Regions from separate parts of the Homo sapiens genome. Here region 1 is linked to region 2. The links are chromatin contacts, found by Hi-C in ENCODE. All regions are on one chromosome and are shown on one strand. Each heading gives the region's core, a stretch centred on a gene start or an enhancer-like site at or near the end of the contact. The rest is flanking DNA. Distances are from core to core; before and after follow the strand shown. Region 1 holds the start of ZDHHC23 (zDHHC palmitoyltransferase 23). Region 2 overlaps SPICE1 (spindle and centriole associated protein 1).

The links. A loop is a pair of places that touch in the nucleus more often than their neighbours do. Pooled maps may share reads with other maps.
Region 1: a map of CD4-positive, alpha-beta T cell shows a loop between it and region 2 (2.5-fold over the local background). The contact joins the promoter of ZDHHC23 here to the enhancer-like site in region 2. A Hi-C loop is called at or near these places in 1 of 168 maps with a recorded cell type or tissue (CD4-positive, alpha-beta T cell) and 1 of 50 pooled maps.

What each region holds. Positions count from the first base shown.
Region 1 is chr3:113,946,406-113,949,346 of GRCh38, forward strand. ZDHHC23 (zDHHC palmitoyltransferase 23) reads left to right here and starts at 1,608. Exons shown (of 5, transcript NM_001320466.2): 1 at 1,608-1,785; 2 at 2,281-2,558. The coding sequence starts at 2,398. It overlaps GRAMD1C (GRAM domain containing 1C), which reads left to right. Exons shown (of 18, transcript NM_017577.5): 18 at 1-769. RefSeq lists an enhancer at 1,026-1,526 and silencers at 1,241-1,740, 2,091-2,190.
Region 2 is chr3:113,497,353-113,500,052 of GRCh38, forward strand. It overlaps SPICE1 (spindle and centriole associated protein 1), which reads right to left. Exons shown (of 18, transcript NM_144718.4): 4 at 2,087-2,230. SPICE1-CFAP44 (SPICE1-CFAP44 readthrough (NMD candidate)) reads right to left here. Exons shown (of 52, transcript NR_183050.1): 4 at 2,087-2,230. Among named protein-coding and RNA genes, the nearest start is that of SPICE1, 16 kb to the right of the region's middle. Within about 2 kb of position 1,384, at least 3 of the 41 ENCODE cell types and tissues checked have a DNase peak (open chromatin) inside an H3K27ac peak, as active enhancers do.

The DNA.
Region 1 (2,941 bases), core at 358-2,857, 450 kb after region 2:
TTTAGCTCTTTAATAAAAACTTCAGGGGCACGTATGTCCCAGTACAAGTGTACTGACTATCAAGTTTTAACTCAGATGCAAGCTTTGGCTCTTTCATAAAAAGTTTTTATGCATATGTGTCTCCATACAAGTGGCTCATTAAAATAAGAACTTTGTAAACTGACTTAAAATCAGATATTTTTTCAAGAGTTAGGGAAAGTTGAAGTGTTTTACTGTTTTGTCTCTTGAGCCCTTTCTCTGGGGAAAAAATACATATCCATCTATCTATCTATATATAAACTGTGTATACATTCTTACTGTTTGAACAACTATTGCCTTTAATTAAATGTTTCATTTTTCTCCAGAGTCCCCAAAGCCACATGGCATTATTATAGTCATTTTTGAGATGCCTGTAGAGAATGAAAGTATTGACTCCGTTAGAGGGAAAATGGGTTTCTCTGGGTGAATTCCAACGAAGCATACCTAGGGGTAACAGTGAACCTACCTGGGTTTGTTTTGTTTTGGTAAGGATTTATGTAGTGTCTGGCTGTAAGCAAGAATGAGTGGATTATAAACTTGAAGATTTCTCTGTTAAAGTCACAAAAATGATCGACAAACAATATTTTTGTGATGTTTATTTAAACGTTGTATTTTATAACATACTTCAAGGAAGAGTATCGAAGTAAGTTGCTTTATAAATTAAGACTAAATTCGTATGGATGCAGAATTCAATTAATAAAATTTGAGCCTGTTACGTAAATTGAATATTAATAAAATTGAAAATTTCTGAGTTGTAGTTTTTCTTCTTTTTCTACTTAAAAACAAAACTAGAAAGCCTGCGGTAGTGAAACGTGTACATGGGCCCACACTCTTTAAAGAAATTTTGTGCAATAATAAAACCCAAAAAGGACTCTCATCTCAGGGCAGTTTCATCTCAAATACACAGACGACTGGAACAAAAGTACTAGCGAGGCCTGCTGGTCCAATGTAAAGGCTGCTAGCCAGAAATCATGAAACGAACAGGTTGCTAAATGAACAGATCCGGCAGCAGTGATGGGCCTTTAAGAGAAGGTCAGCGAAACTGGGGGAGGTACTTGGATAACATTTTGCGGTGGAAAGCTCCCTCACCGCCTGTTGCCGGAGTCTGAATGAAGGCTGGCGGCTCCACGGTCTCACGTAGTTCGGAAATCCTCCGGGTTCCCGGGTTTCCCGTATTTCCGTCTCCGCACCTCGTCCGCACCCCGGGGCTCCGGAGGCTGTCCCACCGGCGCGCCGCCCGCAGGCACCGGCGGCGCCCGGCTGCCGCCTCTGGGGCGGGGCGGGGCGTGGCGTGGCGGGGCAGGCCGGAGGTGCGGGACCCACCTCCTGCCCCTGCCTCCTGGACGCGCTCTCGGGAGCCGATTTTCCCCTTCCCGGCGCCAGGGCCGCGGGCCAGGAGGAGGAGCCTCGCCCGCGGGCACCGCGGGGAGGCGGGCGGCGCACGTGCGGACAGGCGGGGAACCCCGGCGCCGGGGGCGGGGCACCCGGAAGCGCGCGTGGACCTGGCGCACCGAGCCGGGCGGGCGGAGGGGCGGTTGGGACGGCGCGGGGAGGCGGGCGCGCCGCCCGGGCCGCGGCGGGCTGTGGTCACAGGTGGGCGGCTGCGGCGAGGGAGCGGCCGAGCGGAGCCCGGGTCCCGGAGACTCCTGCCGTCACGCCCGGGGCTCCGCGTAGCAGAGATCGGGAGACGCGTCTGTGCCTCCGGGGAAGCCGACCCATCTCCCCTCCGCCTCTTTGGCTGCAGTTGCACCTCCGGCCAGAGGGCAGGTAACTTCCCTTCCAAGGTCATTCTCCTGGCGGGGTGGTGCGCGAGGCCCGCCCACGTCCTCCGGATTGGCGGGGGCGGGAGAGGCGCACCCTGCAAGGGGCCCGACCAGTTGGGCTGGACCGCGACCCCTGAGCACTGCCAGGGAGCCTGGTGTGTCAGCCGCTGCTAGCGGGCATATGCTTCGCCTTTCCCTATAGCCCCGAGGCTGAGTTCCCACCAGCGCCCAGGCTTGGAGCGGAGACCGCTCGGCCCTCCCAGCCTGCACCCGCAGGTGAGCGCAACCGCCCGCGCCCCGGCTGTCCCGGACGCGTGGTCGGCTGTCGCCATAGGAACGGCTGGTGCCCAGACGGCGCCTGCCCAGGCTGGGAAGGGGCGGTGAAGGCAGCTCAGACCTCCAAGAACCCTGGAGCCCCCTGTGTGGCCAGGCGGAGCCACAGAAGCCTGATGAAAACGGGACCCCCTCCCCCTCTCTCTTCTCATTTTTGATTGCTCAGGCGTTGGAGGTTAAGCAGAGAGAGAGAGGCGTGGACCTATTTACGAGATGTAAGTTGTGTTCTTTCCACCTTTACCTTCTGAGGGCTTCTTACGCCTCATGGTGACAGGTGCAAATCATGACACAGAAGGGCAGTATGAAGCCTGTGAAGAAAAAGAAAACCGAAGAACCTGAATTGGAGCCCCTGTGCTGCTGCGAGTACATAGATCGGAATGGGGAAAAGAACCACGTGGCTACTTGTTTGTGTGATTGTCAAGATCTGGATGAAGGGTGTGATCGGTAAGAACAGAGCATTTCTTGACGCTGGCCCCATCACCCTTCTGAGAACTGCCATGTGTACTTTCAACCTAGCCACCCAGAATGCTAGAATTTGCTCTTGATTCTATTTCCAAGCATCTAAAATGAGAGTTGGCTTCTGTGTCAAGTGTGAGGATTTTAGAAAGATGGATTACGCAGTAGTGCACAGCTGTCTGTCTGCTCTGTTTTATAGGATATTATTTTTCGTTTAAAGAGAGATGAGGGAGAGAACAGGCAGTTTAAAGGGATAGTAGGCAAGTTAGTATAAAATAAAATGCAAGCCAGCAGAATCTGTAAGTTTAAAATGAACACAATAGTTCCAGAAAGTTCCTGCCTTCTCAGAGGTCTCAGCATTTAGAGACTGA
Region 2 (2,700 bases), core at 134-2,633:
TCCAGAAGCTTAAACTATACTCTAACACACAACCTAAGTGTTCACCAATAAAGCACAGGATAAATAAATTGTGGTACATCTATATGCTAATGGCCATCAAAAAGAAAAGGTAGATGTCTAAGCACTGACAGGAAATTATCCCAAGATATGCTGGTAGAGAGAAAATACCTGAATCCTGATGAGAGCTGAGGTGCTCAACCCCTGCAGCACATTCAAATTACATAGGAACTGTCTAAAAAACACCTACATGGGGCCACATCCTAGGTCAACTAAATCTGAATCTCTGGGTATAGAGTCCAGATATAGTTATATATATATGCATACATACATAGAGAGAGAGAGAGAGAAAGAGAGCTTTTTTTTTTTTTTTTTTTTTTGAGACAGAGTCTCACTCTGTTGCCCAGGCTGGAGTGCAGTGGCACAATCTCAGCTCACTGCAACCCGGATTCAAGCGATTCTCCTGCCTCAGCCTCCTGAGTAGCTGGGACTACAGGCACCTGCCACTGTACCCAGCTAATCTTTAGGGCTTTTTTTTTTTTTTGGTTTTGCTGTTGTTGTTTTTGAGACAGGCTGGAGTGCAATGGACCAATCTCGGCTCACTGCAACCTCCGCCTCCCAGGTTCAAGCAATTCTCCCACCTCAGCCTCCCAAGTAGCTGGGATTACAGGCACCCGCCATCATGCTCAGCTAATTTCTGTATTTTTGTAGAGATGGGGTTTCACCATGTTGGCCAGGCTGGTCTTGAACTCCTGACCTCAGGTGATCTGCCCGCCTTGGCCTCCCAAAATGCTGGGATTACAGGCATGAGCTGCCACACCCAGCTGTTATATATTTTTTTAATGGAGCTTCTTGACCCTGACTGATTCTAATGTGCAGTGAGAGTTGAGAACCACTATACTAGTGCCTGAGGCAGCAGATCTACAAAAAGAAGGCAAAGAAACATCACTCATCGTCTCTCACCACCCTTCTTTAAACACCTACTTCTACCACATCTATAACTTGTATGAGAAATTCAGGACATGAGCAGGAACCACTAGAGAAAGGAAAATAAGCCCAGAGTCTGATGCAATCCAAGCAGGCTGCCTTTTTTCGTGGTGAGATCTGTGTTTTTAGGCCTTTCACTGAGAATTACCCCATAACATTTAAATGTATGCGACTTGTCCAAGATCACCAAAAGATACTTACCTGTAAAGAAGCATTCTCTCAATCAAGCCACTGTTCTTTTCTCAAGCTCATGTAAACATTTATTTGGGAGATATTATTCTTCCTGATGATGTCTAAGACTGAGACTTTATTTCAATAAGAAGCCTAACAAATTCCTCAAAAGAAAATGTATGATTCAAAGCTGCCGTGAAAGGTCAGACAGCTAAGTGCTGTACATAAGCTTCAATATGAACAAGGAGCAACACTACAGACAAAGCACATTCCTTCACAATGACTTCAGCTCAAATTTAAAAAGGTTATTTGCTGTAGTTTCCTCTTATTTCCCATATTGTTTATCCCTACATATCTGATTACTTATCTGAACACCCCACGTCTGGCAAAAGGTTAAGCCAAAGACAAGTTGCTTATTACTCAGTTGGACAAGCATACAACATCATTTTTTTTTCAAAGTAACCTAACAGCACTGCTGTTAAACTGAGAAAAATAATTATAGCAGCTTATATATAAAAAGAGGAATAAGAAAAGATTGTGCTAATCACTTTACTGAGAAAAATTATTATAGCAGCTTATATACAAAAAGAGGAATAAGCAAAGATTGTGCTATTCACTTTGTAAGTATTATATCACTGAAATCTCATAGCAATACAAGCAAATAATAATTTTAAATATGAGAAAATTCAGGCTGAAAAGTTAAATAATTTACTTAGGGTCACACAGCTGGTAAGTAGTAGAACAGGAATTCAAACCACCAAACCAGACTCCAGTCACCACTCTGTTGCTTTTTTTGAAGTCCACATGTAGATTATTGAATAAGAATGCAGTGATTACTAGAGTCTCTCCAACGTGAATCAAATTGAAGAAAAACAAAGAACCCTATTTATCTCCTTTTTTTCTTTCTAACTCTAATGCAGTTTAGCATTACCTCCTTCATGATAGACAATCTTCTTTTCTCAAGATTTAAAGTTTCTGGTTTCTGCTTCCTCCATTTTCTCTTCAAAGCTTTTTCTTGGAGTTCCCAGTGTACTAATGCTCTATTCTTCGATTTGTGTATTTCATGACGGCGTACCTATACAGAAGAGAAAAGTACATAAAGGAATGTTTCAGACACAAAGAAGTTGCCTATTCAGATGATGAGATCACCTACTCTAGTTCATCACTTTTTAAACTTTTTCTGGTCCAATATGTGCATGTTTATATATATTCATAGCCAAAATTTTCAGTCCCCTAAATTTTCAAAAATGATCTTAAAGAAAGCAGTATATAGAACTGGTAAACCTACCTAAAAGATGTACAGAAAGAAATAATAATTTCTACTACTTTTCTGCAAGACTATCCAGCAAACTAGTGTTTTTCAAACCACAGGTTGGGACTCACTTAATGGATGATAAAATCAATTCATGGGTCAAAACCAGCATTTTTTTTTAACATACACATACACACATATACACACACTAACTGAGCACAATGTAAAAGGTACAAAATCCACCGAGTCATCTTTGGCAAAGACACACTCATTTCATGATCATCACACTACTA